Linked DNA regions of Mus musculus: regions 2 and 3 are each linked to region 1. The links are chromatin loops, found by intact Hi-C in ENCODE. Cell type or tissue: left cerebral cortex. All regions are shown on one strand. Region 1 holds the start of Stag1 (stromal antigen 1). Region 2 overlaps Ppp2r3a (protein phosphatase 2, regulatory subunit B'', alpha). Region 3 holds the start of Pccb (propionyl Coenzyme A carboxylase, beta polypeptide).

Evidence for each region. Peaks named below come from ENCODE experiments on the same cell type or tissue, not always from the same donor. Only the 100,000 strongest peaks of a DNase experiment are listed, where the experiment ranks them.
Region 2: a loop joins it to region 1, with 13 times the contacts of the local background. A loop is called at or near these places in 16 of 42 quality-filtered maps.
Region 3: it touches region 1 in a loop (6-fold over the local background); 2 of 42 quality-filtered maps call a loop at or near these places.

What each region holds. Positions count from the first base shown.
Region 1 is chr9:100,639,076-100,647,075 of GRCm38, forward strand. Stag1 (stromal antigen 1) reads left to right here and starts at 4,373. Exons shown (of 34, transcript NM_009282.4): 1 at 4,373-4,721. In left cerebral cortex, CTCF peaks have their summits at 3,823 and 4,496 (motif pointing right); DNase peaks (open chromatin) are centred at 3,273, 4,316, 4,375, 5,171 and 1 more place; H3K4me3 peaks cover 3,003 bases; H3K27ac peaks cover 2,785 bases.
Region 2 is chr9:101,151,039-101,159,038 of GRCm38, forward strand. It overlaps Ppp2r3a (protein phosphatase 2, regulatory subunit B'', alpha), which reads right to left. Exons shown (of 14, transcript NM_001161362.3): 7 at 2,750-2,836. Among named protein-coding and RNA genes, the nearest start is that of Gm24338, 68 kb to the right of the region's middle. In left cerebral cortex, a CTCF peak has its summit at 2,044; no DNase peak of the experiment used is centred here.
Region 3 is chr9:101,030,715-101,038,714 of GRCm38, forward strand. Pccb (propionyl Coenzyme A carboxylase, beta polypeptide) reads right to left here and starts at 4,170. Exons shown (of 15, transcript NM_025835.3): 1 at 3,955-4,170; 2 at 1,142-1,261. The coding sequence starts at 4,143. In left cerebral cortex, a CTCF peak has its summit at 3,742; DNase peaks (open chromatin) are centred at 3,175, 3,330, 3,906, 4,213 and 1 more place; H3K4me3 peaks cover 1,549 bases; H3K27ac peaks cover 1,536 bases.

The DNA of each region.
Region 1 (8,000 bases):
AGGTCTCATGTCTCTGAAAAGCAAAGTATTTTTGATATTTCCATCATTTCTATGTTTTGAAGTTGCTAATGAAAAGCTTTTCAAAATCTATATCAAGAGATTTAGAATCTTAAGAATCTTGAAAGAGCTGATGTTTCTCAGAAACATGTAAGCCTGCAACAGAGTCGAACATGTTATGGAACCTCTAGTCCTTCCAGCGCTAGTCAGAGGATTAATGAATATGCTTTTCTCACATGGGTAGTTAGACCTGATCAGGTTATTTTTTTTTTTTTTAACAATTTTTGAAAGAGACAATTAGAAAAAAAATAAGGCATAACTTGTGTCTTAAGATTTCTAGTTTTGTGACTAAAGAACTGACTACAGACAACTTGGGAGGAAAAAGGGTTTGTTACATTTTACAGTTTGTAGTCCTTCATCCAGGAAGTTAGGGCAGGAGCTCGAGGTAGGACCCAGAGGCAGCAGCTGAAGCATATAGAGGCCAGGGAAGAGTGCTGCTCACTGGCTTACCGCGAGTGCGTGTGCGTGAGAGTGCGATCGCTCGCATGTGTGTATGTTGTTTAGGAATCCCAGTCCTTATGTATGCTAAGCAAGTGCTCTACTACTGAGCCACATTTTTAGCCTTTTTGGGTTATTACTTTTAAAATAGATAGATTTTAAAAAATATTTATCATGTCCATGCTTCCTTTTACACCATAACATGTATGTGGAGGTCAAAGGACATAAAAAAGTCAGTTCTCGATGGGCGTGGTGGCGCATGCCTTTAATCCCAGCATTTGGGAGGCAGAGGCAGGCGAATTTCTGAGTTGGAGGCCAGCCTGGTCTACAGAGTGAGTTCCTGGACAGCCAGGACTACACAGAGAAACCCTGTCTGGAAAAAACAGTCCTAACTTCTGGGTCTCACAGAGTGAATTTAGGTCATGATGCTGACTACTGAGCTGTCTCATCATCCCAGAAGTCTAGAACTTATATTGATTAAGAGGATCAAGGAGTACAGAAATGAGCATAAACTTATTTGTTACACCTAAATAATGGTAACTGAAATTATGGCTACAATATCTTTATCTTAACTGATAACTACATTCACTGGTGGGATTTTAAATGCTCGTGCGCGCACACACACACACGTTGATTGGCTTATAGGTTGAAGCTGGGCAGCTGAACAGTGGCTGTCTCCTGAGCGAAAGGGCAAGAATCCAAGTTGTTCAGTCCAGGAGACAGGGTGTCTCAGCTGTCCCAATCTGGTGGTGGAGTCCCAGAGGGTTTCTGGAGAGCCACTGGCATCCAGTCTATGTTGGAATCCCAAAGAAGGACATTCTAATAACTGCGAAGGAATGCCTTAGCAACAGGATGATCTTGCCATAGAGAGTGAGGGCAAGCAGTCACAAAGCAAAGGCTTCTACTAGAAGGCATGGCCCCAATTTAGGATGGGTTTCCCACCTGAGCCATGAAGTGAAGAAATGCCTGGCTACAGGGGATTTTAGTTGATTCCAGATGCAGTCAGGCTGACAACCAAGGTCAGCCATTACTCTGTGAATGCCATTATGTGTTTATAGATGTATATGAGCCATGGGAACAACAAAGTTTTTCTTTAGGTAAAAAAAGAGAAGGGTCAGGACTGTCTACGAGATGGTCACAAAATGTGGCATTATACACCTGTAATCTCTGCTCTCATGAGGCTAGGGCAGGGGATTTTTAAAGTTTGAAACGAGCATGGGCTACAGACGGAAACCCTATCTCAAAAAGGAGAGGGCATAGAGGAAAAGGGAGAAGAGGGAGAGAGAGAAAGAGAGAGGGAAGAAAGAAAAGCCTATTACAATTATTCTGGTGTAAGACAATGGGAAGAGGTGGGGAGGAAAGAGCCAGGGCAACAGTAGCCTTTGGAGAACAAAAGCAGAGATTTGAATGACAATAGGATCAGGCTCAGAGTTTCTTTTGGGAATTAAAATAATTATGTATACATACCAGTTCAATTATGTGTGGCAACAAAATAAAATTTAGACTGTTGTGAACTCAAGTTGTATACACACACACACACACACACACACACACATACACAAATGATGATCCAGCAGAAGTCTCAGGATTGATCCTTAACATGGAAAATGCATAATCCCCAACAACAAAAATAAATGCTGGGCTGGGGTGTAATTCAATTGCTGAATCCATGCTTTGTGAGGTCCTGGTTTCAATCTCCAGAGCGAGGGTAAAAAAAATCTGAAGACATTGTAAGATAAAAGCAACAATGCAATAATACAGATAGCATCGATGTATGTGCAGCTCAATATATACATACAGCCACCCTATGAGAGAACTGCTGCTGTTTACATCTTACAGCCGAGGAAGCAGGCGCTGGGATTTGCCTGAAGTTACATTCCTGTTCAGAACCGTCTAGGTTCACAGGTCACAGTGCAGTCCCCAAACCTGCTAAAATTACAGAGTTATTAAGATATTAGGGTAAGAGAGGAATTATTTTTAAGTGTTGAGCTGGATGGAGCTACCTGAAAAGTAGCTGGAAGTACGGTATCTTCCTTCAGGAACAACTGGGAACCGACAAGTAATTTGGGGACTTTTAAAGAGCAACAACGCAGAAAAGGAGCAGAGAACTCAGGGTTGGACTGTAGGATCTAAAACACAAAAATCAAAACAAAACAAAACCCAGAGCTAGCAACTCAATCAGAAGACTAGGGAACAATGTAGGTACAGATTCAAAGGCAGCTTAAAATGTTTTCAAGGGTGGGTGGGGCCTGGTGAAGGACATGACTGCCCCTGGTCCCCTCATTCTCCTTGGATAAGTCTCATTGTCTCTCTCCAAATCCTTCTGCCTTAGCCTCCCAAGGCTGTGGCTAGAGCACCCACAGTGATTCTCTTCAGACATGTGCCTGGGTAAGGAACATTGTGATAGTACAGCAAGTTGAGGGAGTTAACAGCCTTGATTGTTTTTAAAGATAAATGGAAACTAAAAAAAAAAAACAAAACAAAAAACAAAACAAAACAGAAAGCACCTAGAAGATAAAATACTGAAGCTATTCTAGAAAAAAAAAAGGCAATGGCATTCAGGCAGGGCTGGACTGGGGAGAGAAGGGAATGGGGGATGGTTAAACTAGGTGAGATTTTTTTGAGATCACGACTACAAACATGTTGATAGAATATCAGCTCTTTATCAGAGTCCCACACATTCGATAGATTAAATTACATATGACTATGGCTTGGAGCCCGCACCGTCTTTTAACAAGGCAAGCTAAAAACAGGCTCTGCAGAGAACACAATAGGAAGTCAATCAGAGGCTAGTAAACGAGATACTTTGCTGAAAGGACTGTCACGAATTCATACCAAAGTTCCTCCAGTGATGTGGAACGCACTTTGCAACCTTTGGGATACATTCCAGAGACAATTGAGGTACTAGCTAGCTAGCCAGCCCTCAAGACTATAAACAAGTTTAACGTTTCTAAGGAGATATTGAAAATGCAGCTGCCTCTGCCAATAAAAAAAAATTGAGTCAGCAATGAGGCTGATGACCTACAAGACCAAGAATTCACTTTTGTAGTGCGGAGTTAATAAGCAGGCGGAAGGTTAGGAGAGCCTTGGTCAAGGACAGCTTAGGTAGAGAGCAGCAGGGAAGGAAGGGGTCAAGATCTACGCCTGGCTATTTCCCTTTCGGCTAGGCTCCATTATTCGCACGTCCATTTGAGAACCACAGAAAGCAGTCCTAGGCTGTGGGAGAATCTGATTGCTCGCAGAGTCTATCTTCACCGTGTAGCTTCTCCTTTCTCACTAACTAGCCAATGCTGCCGCCTTATGCAAAGCTTGCACCTCGGCGAGAACCTGCTTTACAGAGGCAGGACGACGCCAATCGGCCTGGAGCGGTCACTGTTTCCTTTTAGCTCCGCGGCAGGCAGGGGGTTCGTCCCAGTGCTCGAAACCTTTTCAACCTCGTTCTGAAAAAGCGCCTCATCAATAATAATAAACCGCGCGTTCAATTCTAGCTTGGAGACTCCCGCTAACCGGGGAGGGAGCAGGGCTCGGGGGCGCGTTGGCACGGCTCACCCCGATAACGGGCGGGTGTGGGCGGCTGGCAGCCTCAGGGCGGGAGCGGAGCGCGGCCCCCGCCGGGGAGGGGCCTCGGCGGAAGAGCCGGGGGCGGACTTCTTCCAGGCTCTTGGAGAAGCTCTAAAAATGGCGGGCGGCAACCCAGCGAGCGGGTCGCGCAGGCGCCGCGGAGTCCGTCCTTCCGCTCGCCTGGGGCGGCCCAGGAGCTGTCCACAGCGCCCTCGTCCAGACGTCTCCGCGGCTCGCCATTGGCCGAGCGGAGCAGGAGCCTCGCAGAGGGGGGCGGTGCAGCCACGCAAAAGGCCACGTTTCCCGCGCCGCTGCTGCGCGTGCGCGCCCCCCGGAGGCGAGCGATGGCGCGCGGCCCCGTCCGAGGGCCCCTGCTCGCGCCTCAGCTCCCTCCCCTTTCCGGGCAGGCCCGTCCTGTCAGCGGAGCAGTGAGCAGCGCGGCCAGCAGAGGGCGGTCGGGACCCGAGTCTGCAGCGGCGCCATTGGCGTGTGGAAAATGCCACCAGATGGCGGGTTAGGATTGCAGCTCCGTTGAAGGCGCGGCCCCCGCTCCCGAACCCCCGGCGACCACCCCGTAACCACCCCCCCACCTCGGGAATAACACACCGGAGACTTTTGGGGGGAAACTAGGTCGACGGCCGACAGCGCCCGGATGGGCAGCTGAGGTGAGCGCGGGCGGCGGCGGCGGCGGCGGGGGGCGGGAAAGGGGGAAATGCGGCGGCGGCGGCGGCAGCGGCGCGGGGGCTGGAAGCGCCGATCCAAGATGGAGGCCGGGCGAGAGCTTGGGAGCGCGAGCGGCGAGCGGCGGGCGGGCGGGCGGGCCGGCGCGGGCCCCGCGCGGGGGAGGGAGGCCGCGCGGGCCTGTGCGCGGCGCGGCGCGGCGGCTGCAGGCGGGCGGCCGAGCGTCCGGGACCCGCTGTGGGCGCGGCGGGCGCTCCGCTTCCCTCCACCCCTCCCCGCGGGCCGCGAAAACGGTGCCCCCGCCCGCCCGGGCTCCGCGGCGGTAGCGCGGAAGCCTTTGTGGCGCGCTCGGGCCCGCCGCCAAGCCCGCCCTCCGCCCCCCCGCCCGGGCTCTCGGGACTCGCCCGCGCCCGGGCCAGCCTAGGCGGGCTGGCGCGAACGCCTTCCGCCGCCCTGCGTTTCTGCGGTGCTTTGGCGGCGGCGGCGTCACATGACAAGGAGCTCGCTTCTGTCGAGGGTCCTGGGGGTCGCTCAGCCCAGACTGCTGTCCCAGGCCCCTGCTTTGCTGGGGTGGGGTAGGGCTGAGGACCTGGGCCGACGGGACGTCGCAGTCCTGGCTTTCCCGCTATCCGCCGTCCGAGCTCCGGGTGAAACGTGTCCAGGCCGGAGCACTGCCCCGCTAGTTTCCCAATCCCCCGGGAGATGAGGCCAATAAAAGTTGTTTTTCCTCTTCCCTGAAGGTGGGGGGCGGGATGAAGAGCTGGGAAACCCGAGTGCTGGGAGCTGGACTTGGAGGGGTCCGAACCGAGTGCTGTTTGTGTGTAGTAGGGACCACAACATTTTCTGGTTTTCGGATTGTCACGTCACCCGCTTCTGTCTACGTTAGGATTGTTACTGATTCTTTCCACATTGCAGACAGTCGTGTCCTGGGAGTGTTAAGCTCTGGGGTGGTTTTGGAGCCCTATAGACCCCAAATAGTGCAGTTTGTGGTAGCGAGTTATTTGCTGTTGAAGTTGGTGTTAACATGAGGGGCATGTTTATTCTCTTCTGGTTGTGCTTAGAGACAGCTATATTTTACATCTAGCAAAAGTAGTGTTTGTGAAAGTACCAAAATCCGCATAAAGTTGTACGATGTGTAACTTAATGGAATTTGTAACTTTACCTTTAGGTTTCCCAGTGGGTTTTTTTTTTTTTTCATATATAGATAGCAAATTCTGATGGTGAAGCTCTTATGGAAATGTACAGAACAGTGGGAGTTCTTGTATGATGGGTGATGGTCTTATAATGTATATAAATCGAGGCTAACAATTAGAAATACTGAAAGAACAAGGAATGATATTTCATTGTTTTTAATTATGGGGAATGTAACACTTTTTTTTTTTACCCGAATAAACTTCTAAGAGAAACCCCACAGGTGTTTTTTTTTTTTTTTTCTTTGCATTTTATAACTGTGCTTTGGAGTTCTGCATATTGTTCTATGCTTGTAATTCTGTTTACTGAGAAGGCAGAGGCAAGGGGAATCATACGTTGAAATTAGCATGGACGTTTTATGAGATACTGCCTTTAAAACAAAACAAATAGAGGTCTAGTATTGTCGTTTCTGAAGAGATTAATACAATCACTGTGTGCTTGTCCCCTCCACAACCAACATGATCTCGTTGTGTAGCCCAGGCTGGCCTTGAAATCACTATGTACACAGTCTAAGGTGGCAGTTCTTTTCTTCAGCTTATGGAGATCTGAGATTATAGGTGGGTGCCAGGCCAGCCAATTACTGAATGGCTCTTTTGTGTTTTGTTTTGTTTTTTTCTTCAGAAAGGATCTTGGTATGTAGTTCAAGATGGCCTTGAATTTATAGCGATTCTTCTGTTTCATACTTTCAAATGCTGGGATTACTGCCACTCTTGGCTTTGAAAGGTTCTTTTAAAAACTCAAGCTGTGTTGCAGGGACGAGTGAGAACCTTGAACTGAACTTTGAGACATCTCCTAGGTTTGAGGTCTTGGTTTTACTTTTTAACTATTTAAATCTTACCTTCCTCATTTCTAAAGTTGAGGTAAGCCAATGGTTCTTTTACACATTGAAAACCTTTTTTAGCTAAAACTTAAAAATTTCTAGTTATAATCTGTTTTCCTTGCTTGATTATAGATGGATAGATATATCTTAATAATCTCAGTGCTATGGGAGACTTATGTGTCTTTGTTAGCTTTTGGCCAAAATCTGTAATTATTATTATATTTATTTATTTTTGACATATGGTCTTAATAGGCAGCAGTTTACAAAATGGCTACTATAGGAATCAGTGTCTCTGACTTCTGTCTCTAATTCCTGTAGATTTTAAGATCTCTTTCAGAAGTTAACCTGATTATGTCAGGCCCACCCAGATAATCTTTTATGTAATTTCAGTTATCTATAGGGACATTAATTACACATACAAAAATACCCTTTTCCCTCTCTGGTCTAATCATAGGAAAGTTATCCTGGAATATTTACATAATCTCTCCCACTCTCAAGGAAAAGGTAGTGTGATCATCATTTATTTACTTCTGATGGCGAGAGAAGCCTCTTCACATTTACCCTGTTAGAATCTGAACATAAGGAAAAGACACAGCGAAGACAGTGACCTTCCCCACCCTTTCTGTTCTCCCTTCCTCTTCCTCTCAGTTTTAATCAGTCTTTTGCACTACTAGGTATGAACCCAGGGTCTGGCATATGTTGTAATAGCTACATTCTCTGGCCCTATTTTCATTTTTGAGTAAGACAGGGTGCTATGTATCCCAGGCTGGCCTTGAACTCCTGATTCTCCTTCCTCTGTCAATCAAATGTTGGGATTATAGCCATGCCACTCTGCCATCTTTAAATTTTATTTTTATTACAATTTTTTTTAATAACTTGTGAACATGCTGCTCATATGAAGGTCAGTAGATAACTTAAAGGATTTGATTCTAACATGTGTGATTTGGGATTAAATTTAAGATTTTCAAGATTGTCAACAGTTGCCATCTGCTGAGTCTTGCACCCCCTGCCCACCTCCCAATCCTTTGGGTGGGGCATAGGGTTTCATTGTGAAACATACACAAAATGCTCTTGTATAAGCTGCAGAATGGAATGATTCTTAATGTAGTAGGTAGGGTTTTGTCTCTAGAGAAGGAGTTGAGTTTTCTCTCATTTGGTAGTTACAATACAGGATCCAACTTGAGCTGGGCTGTACCACCCCTAAGTTCTTCCCTAGGGGTTGTGTGTCCCCCCCCCCCCCCGGTTTTTAAGT
Region 2 (8,000 bases), 510 kb after region 1:
TCACTTAGGGCTTCCTCTGCTCCCAAGTTAGTGAATATGTAAGAGAAAGGATGAATTGGATTTTAAGAGTTAATTTAACACCATCTATTAAAGTATCATTTAATCCAGGATTTTCTTTTTAGTAGTCTATCCTAGAGAAATTGTTATTCATATACTCAGAAGAGTATGGTTCAAGGATGGTCCCTAAATCATTGTAATAGAACAAAAATATAAAAATGTCCTAAGCCTCAGTTGAGGAATATATAATCAATTACAGCATAGCCATGCAATCAATCATGCAGAATAGATGGACAGAAATAGAAGGAATCCTGAGACATTTTCAAGAGGAAAGAAAACCCACCAAATTTATAAAGTAGTATGTATCTCCCACATACTTAAAAAAAGGCCCCATAGAGCCAGTAGGATGGCTTAAGAGGGTAAAGGTTCCAATTCTGCCAAGCCCGATTCCCTCAATTTGATACCTAAGACCCAACTCAACTCTGGCAACTTGTTTTTCTGACAATAGCATTTGTATGCTACCCCAACTCCAAATGAATAAATGAATGAAAATATCCTTCTATATAGCATTCTCATAAAACAAAACAATATACTATGTATATAAAATAAGGCCACTGGGGTTGGAGAGATGGTTCAGTGGTTAAGTGCAATGGCTACTTTTTCAGAGGACCCAGGTTCAATTTCTAGCACTCACATGATAGCTCACAACTCTCTGTAATTTTAGTCCCAGGGGACCTGACACTGTCTTATGGCTTCTGAGTGCACCAAGCATACATGTAGTATACATATATACTTGCAAACAAAACTCTTACATACATAGATAAATGAATAAAATTTAAAATAAGAATACAGATAGATAAGTTCTCTATGGGAAGTGCATGAAATGCTGGGTGGATAAGCAGTGATGGTTAACCCCCAGGACAGGGTTTCTCTGTGTAGTCATGGCTGTCTTGGAAATCACTCTGTAGACCACACTGGCCTCGAATTCACAGAGATCTATTTGCCTTCCTCTGCCTCCCTATTGCTGAGATTAAAGGTGTGTGTTACTGCCACATGGCATAAACAGTGATTTTTGATTATTTTTTACTCTAAATATATTAATAGAACTAGAATATTTTGAGCATTTGTTCATAGACTCAGAAGAAGACTAAGGAGATGGGTAAGAAAAAGAAAGAAAGAAAAAGAAAAAGAGGAGAAGAAAATAAATCACCCCGTAGAAAGAGAACATTTGACTTCTACTCTCAGTTCTGCAGCCTGTTTCTGTGTGTTTCTGTGCAAGTTACTCAACAATACCTGAGTCTCAGAAGATTTTATTAAAATAATAAAAGATTAGAGCCTCCAGTGACGGCACAAGGGTTAGAAGCATTTGTTGCTCCTGCAGGGATCTGGGTTCAGTTCCCAGTACCCACACAATGGCTCCCAGTCATTCAGAACCCAGTTCCATCTGCTCCAACACCCTCTTCTGACCTCCTTGGCAACAGCCACACGTATAGTACATATACACACATGCCTTACAATGTGAGAAATTATAATTTTTGTTATTAAGGAAATTACTGTTTTCTTAACCCATTTTTAAATACCAACTGAGAGCCCAGGCAGACATCAGATGTTCAATGACTACAAACAGACTGTTCATTTTAGAGCAGTACTTCCTAGTCTTCCTAATGCTGCAATCCCTTAATACAGTTCCTCATATTGTGGTGATCCTCAAATATTACTTTCATTGCTACTTCATAACTAAATTTTGTTACTGTTATGAATTGTAACATAAATATCTGATATGCAGGGTTGTTTAATCTTCAAAGGAGTTGTGACTCACAGATTGAGAATTTTTGTTATAGAGTAACAAAATATTTATTTCTACGTTATGGTTTGCTAATTTTCCAAGTCTTCAATACCTTGTCTAAGTAACGTGAAGATAAAATAGGGAGGATACAGAGCAATAAGGTACGGTTATTATTAAAGGTTTGTTTAGCATGATCCATTTAAAATACTTTTTTTTTTCAAGTGTGAATCATTCTATTTTCTTTATATATTACTTTGGTAAAAGGCTCCCACTAGTGGTCAATAGTTTTTTGTTTGATAAGATAACTGAATAAGGGAACGCCAGGGCCAAAAAGGGGGAGTGGGTGGGTAGGGGATTGGGGGGGTGGGTATGGGGAACCTTTGGGATAGCATTGAAAATGTAAACGAGGAAAACACCTAATTAAAAAAAAGATAACTGAATAAAATGTATTATTTCTAGCAAAGCAGAGTCATTACTGAATCAAGTCTATATACTTCCATTTCTTTGGCAAGCCCACTTTTCCAACCTAGTTACTATCACTGGAGCCCTGGCCACTTCCACTAGTTGGAAATTCTTGAACAGGAGGGACATTTCTGCTTCTGGCTCTGGCTTGTGCTGCTGCTGCTTCCTGGAAGCCCTCTTCCTATTGAGAGTTTATCTTGCTAAACTCCTGATATTCTCCAAGATGAAAATCATATGTCGATCCTTCTGAGCTTCTTCTGCAACTTTTATGTGCATCTATCAATTCAGCTGTAGATGTGCATTTCTGTTTTTGTTTCACAGTGGATACCTTCAGGCAGATAGCCCATATTATTTTTATTTTAACAGCCTTTTCCCCACATGAGTAACTGATAAGTGCTTATAGCCTGGAAGAAGTAATACTTAGAACTTTGCAATAGAGTAAGAAAAGAAAAGTAAGTAAAATTATTAAATTGGCCCTTATACATCTTTATATGAGAGGCATACTTGCAAAAAGTTGCTTTTTCTTATCTCTGTTGAAGTAATTTTTCCACTCCAAGATCTGTTGACTGTGTAGAATATTCTCTGAACAACCTAGTTTCAAAAGGAAAACAAAGTCAATTAAAAGACAAGTTCAGATCTCTAATACCCTACTGAAGGCCAGTTATGCATATCTGTAGAACTAATTTAAGCAACTACTTTTAATGTTAATTGCAATTTTGAATAAAAAATAAAACTATGTGTTTTAACCCCACATATATAGTATAAATTCATCTCTGTAAGAGAAAAAAACTCCATTCATGTTTTCATTTCCTAACCACTTGTATTACCCCACTGTGTCTCAATTACACAGGGACACCTTATTCAGTAGTGCTCATTGGACTATGTATGTTTGTTAAAGTAACGAGGTAGGGGGATTCTACTTGTGTTGGCTTAATAATCGGAAAGTCAGAGGATGGCTGTCAAACTGGTCTGATTCAAAAGAGCATTATTTTGCTTATTAAAGTTGTATTTGGGGCTTAGCTTAGTTCTTTCTCTGGAACCCTCTCAGCCTTTCCTCCTGTCCCATCTCTATTCCTTTCTGTCAGAGGATGACCCAGGAACAGTTTCTACCCAGGGACCCCACAGTCATCACACTTGCCCAGGATCCAGAGAAGGCGACAGTAGCCAAAGAACATAACATTCACCCAATAAAGAGAAGACCAAATATTGGTACCAAGAAATTCTTCAAACAAATGTTTGAAGACTAGATGAGTAGATCCCAACACAAGAAGCAAGCAGGCACAGCATTTTAATATCCAACAAACTAGACTTCAAACTAAAACTAATCAGAAGAGAAAAGAAACTACACACTCATTAAAGGAAAAAAATCAAGAGGATATTGAAATTCTAAACATTCATGTGCCAACCATAGGACCCAACTTCATAAAAGAAACACTAAAAATTATACATATTGATCTTTATAGAGTGATAGTGGGCGACTTCAATACCCAACTCTTGCCAACAAAGGTCATCCACACACAAACTAAACAGAAATACTGGAGCTAAACAATGTCATAAATCAAAGGGATATTTGTAGACATTTACTGAATATTTCACTCAAACACAAAAGAATATACCTTCTTCTCAATAGCTTATAGAACTTTCTCCAAAATTGATCATATACTTAGATACAAAGCAAGTCTCAACAGATATAAGAAAACTGAAGTAACATCCAGCCTTCTACTTGACCACCATGGATTAAAGCTGGATATCAACAAAAGAAATGTACTAAGTAGGCCAGGCAGTGGTGGCGCATGCCTTTAATCCCAGCACTTGGGAGGCAGAGGCAGGGGGATTTCTGAGTTTGAAGCCAGTCTGGTCTATAGAGTGAGTTCCAGGACAACCAGGGCTATACAGAACAAAACAAAACAAAACAAAACAACAACAAAAAAAAAAAAAAACCAAAAAAACCCCCCAAAAACCCAAAACTAAACAAAAAAGAAATGTACTAAGTGCTTACATTAAAAAAAGAAAACCTGGAGAGCTCTAATCTTAGTAATTCAGTGACACACTGAAAACCCTAGAGCAACAAGAAGAAATAATATTGTAAAAGAGTAGATGGTAAGAAATAACCAAATTCAGGAATGAAATCAATGTAATAAAACAAACAAAAATACAAATTAATGAAACAAAGAGTTGGTTATTTGAGAAAAAAAAAAAACAACAAATGGAAAAAGCCTTAGCCAAAGTAACTAAAAGACCGAGGGAGAATATCCAAATTAATAAAATTAAGAATGAAAAAGGTGGACATTAGAACAGACACTGAAGAAGTTCAGAGAATCATAAGGATAAACTTTACAGATCTATACTGCACCAAATCAAGAAACTTAAAAGAATCAATACCAAGTAAGCAATTTACAGAGACCCATAACTCCATGTTCTCTTGAGAAATTAAAGACTTTTATCTGGTGGCAGAAGTGGAGAGCGAAGTCCAGGGCCAGATTGATTCAGCCTAGAATTCTGTGAGACTTCAAAGAAGAGTTAACACTAATATTCCTCATTCTGCAAAACAGACACTGGGAGAACATAGTACAATTCTTTTTATAAGGCCACTGTTACCCCAATACCTAAACCATACAAAGAGTCAAAACGTTATATAGATCAATATCCCTTATGCATGTTGATGTAAAGATTCCAAATCAAATACTTGCAATTTAAATCCAAGAACACACCAAAAATAGTTTCCACAATGATCAAGTTGGCTTCATTCCAGAGATACAGGGATGATTCAACATATGTAAATCAGTACACAAAACCCACCAGACAGATTGGAAGATAAGAGCCACATGATTATTTCATTAGATGCTGAAAAGAAATGCAACATTCCTTCATGATAAAAGTCCTGGAGAGACTAGGAATACAAGAGACATATGTAATAAAGGCAACACTACAGCCAACATCAACCTAAATAAACTCAAATAAATTCCATTATAACCAAGAGCAAGACAAGGATATTCACTCTATTCAATATAGTACTTAGAACAGTAGACAGCTAAATAAAGGGAATGCAAATAGGAAAGGAAGAAAGCAAAATATCTTTATTTGCAGATGACATATATAAAAAAGATCCTCAAACTCCACTAGGAAACTTCTACATTTCATAAACACTTCCAGCAAAGTATCAGGATACAAAACTGACACACACAAAATCAGTAGCCTTTCTATATAAAGTGAACACTTGAGAGAGAAATCAACTATCGTTTACAATAGCCTAAATTTTTTTTTGATAACTCTAATTAAGCAAGTTAGACTTGAGTAATAAAAACTTTAAGCCATTGACAAAATAAACTGAAGAGACCAGAAGATGGAAAAATCTCCCATGCTCATGGATTGGTAGAATTATTATTGAAAAATGGTCATTTTATCAAAAGCATTCTACAGATTCAATCCCCATCAAAATTCCAACAAAATTCTTCACAGAAATTTGTTTAAACTTCATGTAGAAAGATTAAAAACTCAGGATAGCTAAAACAAATCTGAATAATAAAAAAAAATTCTGGAGGTATACACTGTCTCAGATTCCAATTCATTCTACAGAACTATACTAATAAACAGCATGGTATTGTCATAAAAACAGACATGTTGATCAATGGACTCGAAGATCCAGACTCACTTTTGATTTTGATCTGATTTTGACAAAAAGGCAAAAAATACACACTGGAAAAAAAGACATTTTCAACAATTGGTGTTGGGTAAACTGGATGGTTGCATGTGGAAGAATAAATCCGATCCATATTTATCATCCTGTACAAATTCTGATTTAAAGATCAAGGGCCTCATCATAAGACCAGATATCCTGAATCTGATAAAATAAAACTGGGGCATATACTTGAACCAATTGTCACAGGAAAGAACTTAAGACACTGATAGCACAAGCACTGAGATCAGAAATAAAAGGGACCACATGATGCTAAAAAGCTTGTGTATGGCAAAGGGCATTGTCATTTGGGGAAAGCAGCATCCTACAAAGTGGGAAAAGATCATTAACAATTATACATCTGATAGAGGATTAATATCTAAAATAACCAAAATTACAGAACAAGAAAACAACCCAAATAAAAAATGTGGTACAGAACTAAGCAGAGAATTCTCAAAAGAGGAAACACAAGTTGCTGAGGTCATCTAAAGATATGTTCAACATTTTCAGCCATCAGAGTAATGCAAATTAAGCCTGCTTAAAGACTTCATCTTACCACAGTCAGAATGGCCGTGATCAATGAAACTCAAGACAACATATGCTGGCAGGGATGTAGGGAAAGGGAACATCCATCCATTGCTGGTGGGAGTACAAGCTAGTAAAGCCACCATGGAAATCAGTGTGGCAGTTTCTCAGGAAGCTGGGATCCTTCTACCTCAATATCCAGCTCCACTAGGCATGGCATCTTTTACATCCCACTGCAGAGACCTGCTCATCCACGTTCACTGTTGCTCTAGTCAGACTAGCCAGAAAAGGAAAACCGTCAACACGCTCATCAACTGACAGTGAGTAATGGAAATGTGCTACATTTACACAATGCAATACTATTTAGCTGTTAAAATTAAGTCAGGAAATTATCAGATAAGTGGATGGAGCTAGAAAAAAAAATCCCCGAGTGAGGTAACTCCGATCCAAAGAGACAAATATTGTATGTTTTCTCTTATATGTGGATGTTAGCTTTTAAACCTTCAATATGTGTGCTGCAATCTGGAAATCTACAAAGGTATTGAGTAAAGGACTAGCAGGAAGGAAAGGTTTTCCAAAGGAAGGAGAAATAAGATATATTGGTATGCAGAGACAAAGGAGAAACTAGAAATAGGAAAATTAAATAGAAAGAGGGATGGTAAAGGAGGGAGTACAGGGAGGCACAACTAACTAACGCTAAAGGACATTTAAAAACTACATGACAACATACTACTGTAGACATATTCTAAAATATATACATATATGACACCAATGCCCTGACTAGACACCTTATGTTACCAAGTTAAATAAACTGCCAGTGCTAGCACTGAGTTACATTTTGTTGAGTCTTTGGCCCCGTGGAAATCCCCAAATATCCCAGGATATTGTCAAGGTTATTCTGCACAGCCTAATAGCCCGATTGCTGATGGCAATACTTACATATGCTATCAAGCACAGAAAAGTAAAGCTGGTGTTAACTAGAAGCTTCACTCCTGCTGACTAAAATTCATGGTATTGGGATGTAATCTGCAAGCTACCAGAGAAGGGTAATCATCAGTATTTTCTAGCTACAAATCCTGGTCACCTGTAACAGTAGCTTGCTTGCAAGATATACTGTACAATAATGGCACAAATGGTATAGGGGCAACCAAGTACTTTTTAAAAAAAGATTGGTCAAAAGGCTTACTCCATGGGATGAAACTCCTACTTGACTGCACACACATGCCCTGCACAAGTGTGGAGGTCAGAGGATAACTTTTGGTATTTGGCCATCTCCACCTAGTTAGTCCAGAAGTTGAACTAAGGTTATCAGGCTTAGTGGTAGGTACCTTTAATGGCTGAACCATCTTGCTGGCCTGGCCCTCAAAGTCAGTATCAATATACACATACAATTTTTATTGTTCACTATCACTAGAGTTTTGTATAAATTTATTTCTTGATTTAGACTATAAGCTTAATTTAAAGTAAGTTAAAGTATGTATATTATTTATGGAAGCAAATATTATAAAACCTTGATCTGCATTACTTTTCTCTCCTTTCTACTTTTTAAAAAAT
Region 3 (8,000 bases), 390 kb after region 1:
TTTAAAAAAAAGAGGAAAGAGGAAAACCTGAGAGGCTGCTACAACCCAAGTACTTCTTATAGTCAAGCTGACGTCATGCCTTAGTGAAGAATCAAAATGCCAATGCTAAGGTTTGGCCAGAAGAAGGTTCAAACCAAAAACCAAAGTTTGGTTTAGTCCTCAGTACACCGAAATAAATAAGTAAATAAATTGAAATAAAAAAATAACTATAAGAGGGCTACCCGGCCACTTACTCTTGAGATGGACACATAAGGAAACATACAGAGCCTGACATGGTGACACATGCCTGGGATCCCAGCAAAAACTAAGGAGAGAGACTCAGTACAAGTTTGAAGTCAGCCTTGGCTACACAGTAACATCCAGAGAGAGAGAAAGAGAGAGAGAGAGAGAGAGAGAGCGCACTTGCATAGCAGCTCTTTCAAAGTCACTCATTGCTACCCAAACCCACTCTTTGTCACGGAAAGCCCAGCATCAGGGTGCCCGTAATGACTCAGATAGAGCCTGCTGGGTTTATATCTTTGGTCATAGGCAGCAGATATACAGAAAATTGGATCAAAGATAATCCAAAGATTCCACACACCTATGAAAAGCAACAATCTGGTTTCACTGACCTCAAAGACTCAGATGTATGTGGTGCATGTCTGTGATTCCTCTCAGGAGGCTAAGGCCAAGAGGTACATGAGTTCAAGGCTACCCTGGGCTATATAAGGATCTAAGGCAGCCTGTGTGGCATAGACAAATTGGAAAAACAAAACAAAACACAACAATAAAAACACCTAAATATAGGCTCAAACTTAAGAAGTATCAAGAGCAACAATTGGCCTGCATTTAGGTGAGGGCCTGGTTCTCAGAACCCATCTGAGTGACAGTCCGATGATCCTTCTTCCAAACTTGTCATTCTGTATGATGAGGAACAGAACCTGCAACCTGAGCCTTTAGAAACTGAACTGGAGTTACACTGCAGAGAATAAACAGCTACCCACAGTCATCTACAGACAAAGATGAAGCTAGGAGAGGAGCCGAAGGCACAGTGGGTCTGAGATGAAAGCTATATGGACTCTTTGCTCTGGCGGGATGGCCAGCAAGCCACAGGAAAGCCAACAAGCCACGGGAAGTGTTCACGCCACCAGATGGAAGATACCTTATTCTTATCAGCAGCCATTCCGAAGTCGGCACATCTGTGTTCCACAAACATGTCGCTCTCCATGAAGCTGCCAGGATCCAGCAGAAGACTGATCCGCTCCCTGGCTGTTAGCTTCCCCTACAACACAAGGATCTGTTGGTGATGTCGCCACAGATGAGTTAACAAGTAAGTAAGACCTGCTGGCAGGAAAGCCAGGGGCACAGGCTTTTCGCCTTTGCCCCAATGTAAAAGGCTCCATTCTATCAGTTCTTGCCCAAAGTAGACAGGCACTAGTAATAGACTTTGTTTCAGCCAAGACAGCAGGGTAGATGGGGTGCTCCGGAGCTACCTGCCTGTGCAAGGAAACCCACGGAGGAAACTGAGGCAAGCTTAGGGAGGGTCAGAGATTTACGGGCTCTTTTCAGAGAAGCACACTTCAGCCAGGCACAACCCTTCCCCTCCAGCTCTCCACCTCCATGCCAGGGCACTAATGGGTCCTCCGCCTTCACGAGGGCTTGCCCTTCTTCTATCCTAAATAGGAGTCTCTGCTTAAAGACACCAAAACTGTCGAAGCCAAGATCCCCATAGCAGGGCTCTGTGGAGTAAAGGAGAAGGTGCGGAGTGCTGGAGAGCTTCTTGGGTTGGGGGTTGTTTTCAAGACAAAGAAAAGAAAATGGCTGGAGATACAGTTCAATTGGTAGAGGGCTTGCCTATTGTGTACAGAAGCAATTCCCAGTACCACAAATTATGGTGGCGCATGCATTTAATCCCAGCACTCGGGAGGCAGAGGCAGGCGGATTTCTGAGTTCAAGGCCAGCCTGGTCTACAAAGTGAGTTCCAGGACAGCCAGGGCTATAAAGAGAAACCCTGTCTCAAAAAAACCAAAAAAAAAAAAAAAAAAAAAAAAATTAATGAATGCCTCTATTATCAGAGCTGGGAGGTGGGGTTGGGGGTGGGGCGAGTTAGAAGTAGAGGGGTCAGAAGTTCAGCATCATCCTTGACTGCAAAGAAAAGTCAAAGCCAACCTGGGCTGCATGAGATCCTAGTTCAAAATGTCCTTTCAGATGAATTTGAATCCTCAATCTACCAAAAGCCTCCACCTCTTAGGCTCCCAAAACCTCAAATCTATAAATTCCTTGTCCTACTGTGTTAAGAAAACAGCACATATACACATTAAACAAACAAGAAGAAAAATTTTAAAACTTTAAATTAGATATTCTAATAAAACAGTAAAGCCGGGCAGTGGTGGCGCACGCCTTTAATCCCAGCACTCGGGAGGCAGAGGCAGGCGGATTTCTGAGTTCGAGGCCAGCCTGGTCTACAAAGTGAGTTCCAGGTCAGCCAGGGCTACACAGAGAAACCCTGTCTCGAAAAACAAACAAACAAACAAACAAAAAGTAAAAGCCAAAGAGGCTGTGGAAAGAGGCTGTGGAAAACAAATGTACTTTGGGGGGAAATAATCTAACAACTACGGAGATAGACAGATAGATAGATATATAGATAATAGACAGATCGATAAATTTTAAGATATTCATACTTTCTGGTCCTCTTTTAGGACATCTGATTCACGGACATAATGAAAAACTTGCTTAAAGGGAACACAAATTAGCCTCCCAACTAAATAAACTCTGACAGCAGAAAACCTGCTCTGAAGGCCTTAATGTAAGAGCATCAGGATCTTGCCTGGGGTGCAATAGGCAACTGAGCAAGGGTGTCCCAAGAGAAAGGTTACCAGAGCAGTGACAGGCTTTCCCAGGGAACTTAATAGCCCTTCAGAGGGACCCCAAGGGAGAGAGGGCTTATGGCTCACCATAAACCTTACAACCACATTTACATCCCTAAGTGTCAAGAGGAATAAATAGTTTTCCTTGAGCATTTTTCTTTTTTCAAACCTAACTCAGGACATCTGAATCAACATTTGACCCAGATTTTCACACACTTGGGTAAGACTTGCATGCCCTTCACAGGAGCCCTTCCCTTAGGGAACCTTCATGTTAACTTATCCAGCTCTTCTGCCTGGACTCACTCAGTTGTCAAGGACACACTGGGCAAGTCTGGCTTCAAGTCTAGGGTCACCTCTTCCAGCTTCTGTTGTTTTTTGTTTTTCTGCTGCTAAATGACCTCCCCAGAAGAAGCTCAAATGTGATTCCCGCCTCAGCTGCTCTCAGCAGAGTAGCCTGAGAGTTTATAGAAAGTCCACCTGCTTCCTATGCAGCAGATCGATACATGAACCTCTCAAGAGGCCAACCAGACTTCCTCGGTCACAGGCGTCACAAATCCCCAGCACGCAGGGAGACAACACACCAGGTTAATGTGAACATAACCAAGTTTTTTCTAATACTTCGTGCCTGGGTTTTACTGCTTCCTTCCCCGAGAAGAGGGAAGGGAAAAAAAAAAAAAAAAAAAAAACTGTCATAAACACTTTCAGGCAGCGGGAGAACAATCCCGTCTTTTAAATTCAGAGCCTGTGGCCGATTAACGTGGCAATCTTATTCAAACAAGACCTGGAAGACATTATTCTGTTTACGGTGCTTTCTAAAGACCACCTTTCCCAAAAGTTCAAAGCTGCTAAGTGGAGCGCAGCTGGAGACCGGTCACATCCATCCATCCATCCGACGACCAATGCCCACCACCACCGCCTGGGGACCTCCCTAAGTGGTGCAGATGTCTACTGACACCCGAGGGGGCTCTAGGTTCTCCAGGTGGACGTTCTCGCCGCGCCCCTCCCAGGCGCAGCGCCTATTGGCTGGGAGGCTCGTGCGCCGCGAGCCCGGCGCGCTGTGATAGGGCGGGAGCGGAGGGGGCGGGACGCACTGGCGCCCGTGACTCACTCGCTTGTGCTGCGCGTCGATGCGGCGCTGGCCTCCTCCCAGCAACGCTGCATGGCGCTTGTTGTCGATGCGCTCTTTAACTGAAACCGGCTGGCTGCAAAGGCCGCGGGTCGTGATGCCGAGGCCGCAATTCAGAACGCTGAGCCTCGCTCCAGCCGCCACCGCCCGAATCCTAATCGCCGCCGCCATTTTTTTTTTTTTTTTTTTTTGACTGCCAGCGTGACACACACTGCACCTCAGGACGCATGCGCAGAGAGCGTAGACATTGCGAGTCTGCGCCTGCGCGTCGTCGCTGGCCCTAAAGCTGGTAGCAGTCACAGGCTTGCATTCAGGCTCAAGGCGGTCCTGTTCTAGGAAATACCTGCCTCTCAGCTCTGTGCCCGTGTAGCCACACAGAACAAGGACTTCATTCCTCGTTCTGCGTTAGCCATCTAAACTCCAGGCTTCGTCGACCCTCTTCCCCCCAAAAATGAATAGATAATGAGCTCTGACCAACTTTTACCAAATGCTGTGCCAGGTTTTGCTCTTAAAACTTAGCCTTGAAATAATTTATATCCAGATTTCAGAGATGGGATACACAGGAACAGAAGTAGGTTTGTATGGCGTCAAGACTGAAATGTTTTGTGAGCTACGTATTGAGCTCCAGAGAGGGTCTCTTAAAGGGGAGAGGAGCTGGGAAGCTACTTGGCTCAGTGCTAAGTTAAAGCCTTTGCCAGCCTGAGTATGAGGACCAAAATTGGGGTCCCCAAACTCAGTACTCAGCCAGAGTAATGAGTGTCTGTACAGAGAGGTTGCCTAGGTGAGATAGCTGACAGAAATAAAAGAATCCCAGGAAGCTCACGGAACAGCCACCCTAGCATGTACAGAAGCAAATGAGACCCAATTCTCACACAAATAAGGGGACCATTGACACCCCATGTTGTCCTGTGACTTCCACATGTGCACGCCCAAACTCTGATACACACAAATTATTTGATGTTTTTTAAGTTTGTGACGAGACACAGAATGGTGAAGTAAACTTTTAGAGACCATTGTGCTAGGTCTAGGCTCCATAGGGTTTTACAGTAGGGGAGAGAGGTTGGCCTCAACCCCGAATACACCAAAGACAAGATGTATCGGGGAGGGAGCTCAATGGATAGAAAATTAATAGGGAACACAGGGCAAGGAGCAATCTGACAAACAACGTTTGCTTGGTTGAAGGCAAGCCAGGGTGCTCAGACATCATTTGGGGGACAGTGGAAGAAGAACCTTATCAAATATGGAGGGCGATCCCTCATCAAGGGTGGAAGATTCTGGCATAACTGACTTAGCAGGATTCTTGGCAAAGCTACCCTCTAGAAGAGAGGACCTGGGAGCCAAGGTCAGTTCTATTCAAGAGATGCTCAGTAGAGCCTGACCGAAGTTTGGTCAAGAAGAGAATCTTGTCAACACAGCGGCTTTGGCATTAGCTGGGAGGAAATAGGAAAAGTAAACTAGGAGCAGACTGCTCGGGCTCAGACCTACTAATCAGAGGGGATGCAAGGCGGCGGCGGGGGCGGGGGGCGGGGGCGGGGGGGGGGGGGGGAGGCTGCTGACCTCTTAGCAAGGACCCTTTAGTCAGTTCAGATGCTAACATCTGAGAAGTGCTGCTCCAGTGCTTTCGAAAACTCTACTATGAATGCTTTCTCATCTGTTTACCCAGCGAAGTGGCAGGTCTTTAAGGCAAAGTACAAGGTGCATATTTCTCATTCTTAGCCAAAAAATAAAAAATAAAAAAATAAAAAAAGCCTGCCAGAGTTGATTATTAACCCTTCCTAAATCCACCTCACTCCACCTCTCTGCAGGACTCCCACAGAGTTCAAATTCTGGCCTGAGACTTTAACGTTAATGTCATTTTATTTATTTATTTCATTTACGTTTTGAGGCTCTCTCTCTCTTAAACTGGCCTGGAACTCATGATGTAGACAAGATTGGCCCGAAATTCAGAGATCCACCTGCCTCAGCCTTTCAAGTACTGGGATTAAACATGGCTGAATAATCATCTTTGAGCCACCTACTTGCCGCAAGTTGTGTTTCTTAGAACTGTTTCCCTCAACATAGACAGAAGCTGTCCAAGGTCTGAAGACTCCTGACTGGGCAAGGAACTCCTACATCTACGGGACACCAGATGAGAGAGCTCTTGGCCCTGCTTTTTTTTTTTTTTTAAGATTTATTTATTTATAGAGCCTTGGCACCCTTCATGATGGTGGGGAACTGGGGGTGGGGAAGCCTGAGAAACCCTTGAGTTCTTATGTCTCTCCCAGGACAAGAGCCCAGGCATCTGATGTTAGAACAGTCTGGATAAGGTCATCTCTACCAGTTACCTCTGTGTGATCTTGGACAACAGCCTCGGTTCCCACTTCTACTAAGTGGGAGTAGCTTTGTGTCATAGACTTACATGGCTTAAATGGGAGACAATGTGTAATGCTTAAAGATGCATGCAACCGTGAAGTGCTGGTTAAATTGTTGTCTAATAGATTACTAGTAGTTTCCTAAAGTAGACAGTCTCCTCCTCCTCCTCCTCCTCCTCCTCCTCCTCCTCCTCCTTCTTCTCCTCCTCCTCCTTCTTCTCCTCCTCCTCCTCCTCCTTCTCCTCCGCCTCCTCCTTCTCCTCTGCCTCCTTCTCCTTCTTTTTTTTTTTTTAAAAGACATGACCTCCCCGTGTAGTATGATAGGCTTAAAGTCATGTACCACCACACCTGGCTGAAATAGAGACTCTGGTCTTTTACTGAAAACTCCTCAGAGTGGAAGGAGAGTAACACAGCACATTTGTTTACTCTCAGACACAATGAACGAGTGGCCAGGAACCAACAGTAAAGCCTCAGTAAAGGCTCTTTAAGAGAAAGCTCCTTCTAGGCAAGAGAATAGTCGCTGGCCAGGGTGGAGCCCTGACGTTCCAGTTGAGCAAGTCAGTTTCCTGTCCGAGGGGCCACCCTTAGGAAGGTGGGTTCCGTTAAGAAAGCTCAGAGGGGTAATTAGTCTTTCAATGGCATGTGGTACTTTTTCCTTCCCAGGATCTCCACCCCTAAAACGGTGGCTTACCAGGCTGAAGCCTTGCAGCTTCGCAAGTCTGTCCACTTTTCTAAGTGATTCAGAAAAGTGTCACTTTCCCTGTCTTCTGTCTGTCCCTCCGCTAAGTATGTCTTCCCTTACTCTTTGGGCTTCCCGAACAGTTTGGACCTCCTTACCCTTTCTCTGAAGTTCTCTACCATATGACTGCTTGTCCACTGTGCTTCTAACCTCCCTACCAGCTCAAACAATACGTCCCCCCCCTTCTCTCCCTCTCATTCCCCTCCTTTAGGAAGCAGCTGAGACTCACAGCTGACCTGTATGAGTGGGGGTGGGGTCTTTTAAACTCTAATAAAATTGTCCTGGAGCTTCCATTTGAGTCCACTCTTAAATTATTTTATTAATAAGACTAAGAATGCCCAAAGAGAATTCCAATTTACCCTGCATCCGAACCTGCATATTTAGTTCTGTCTTGAATGATAAAGGATGACATATCGACATTTCCTGGCCATTCCTATTTGGCCAGTGACTACTTTGAGTAAGGCTGAACGCCATGGCAAGAACGAACAAAGAAAGATGCAGTCTTTCTCCTCAGAGAGGCTGGTGCCAAGAGACTTAGGCAAGAAGCAACCAAGACAGAAAACACAGAGGCAGGGAGATAGGAGAGCCCTCAGGTTACACTGCAAGCTTGAATTTCAGGTTAAGAGAGAAAAATGAAACCAGACAGTTGTGTTTGTTGCACGCCTTTAATCCCGGTACTTGGGGGACAGAGGCAGGTGAATCTGAGTTCGAGCCCAGCCTAGTCTATAGAGTGAGTTCCAGGACAGCTAGGGCTACACAAAGAAACACCACCCCCCACCCCACGACACCCCCACCCCCATCTTGAAAAATCAAAAAGGGGAGGAGGAGTGAATATCCCCCCCCCAACCCCTTGCAGTGTTAAGGAAAGTTTAGCATGTAGTTGGGGGAGTTTAGCATGTAGTTGGGAGCCAAAGTGTTTCTGCTTGGGTTTAGGCAGG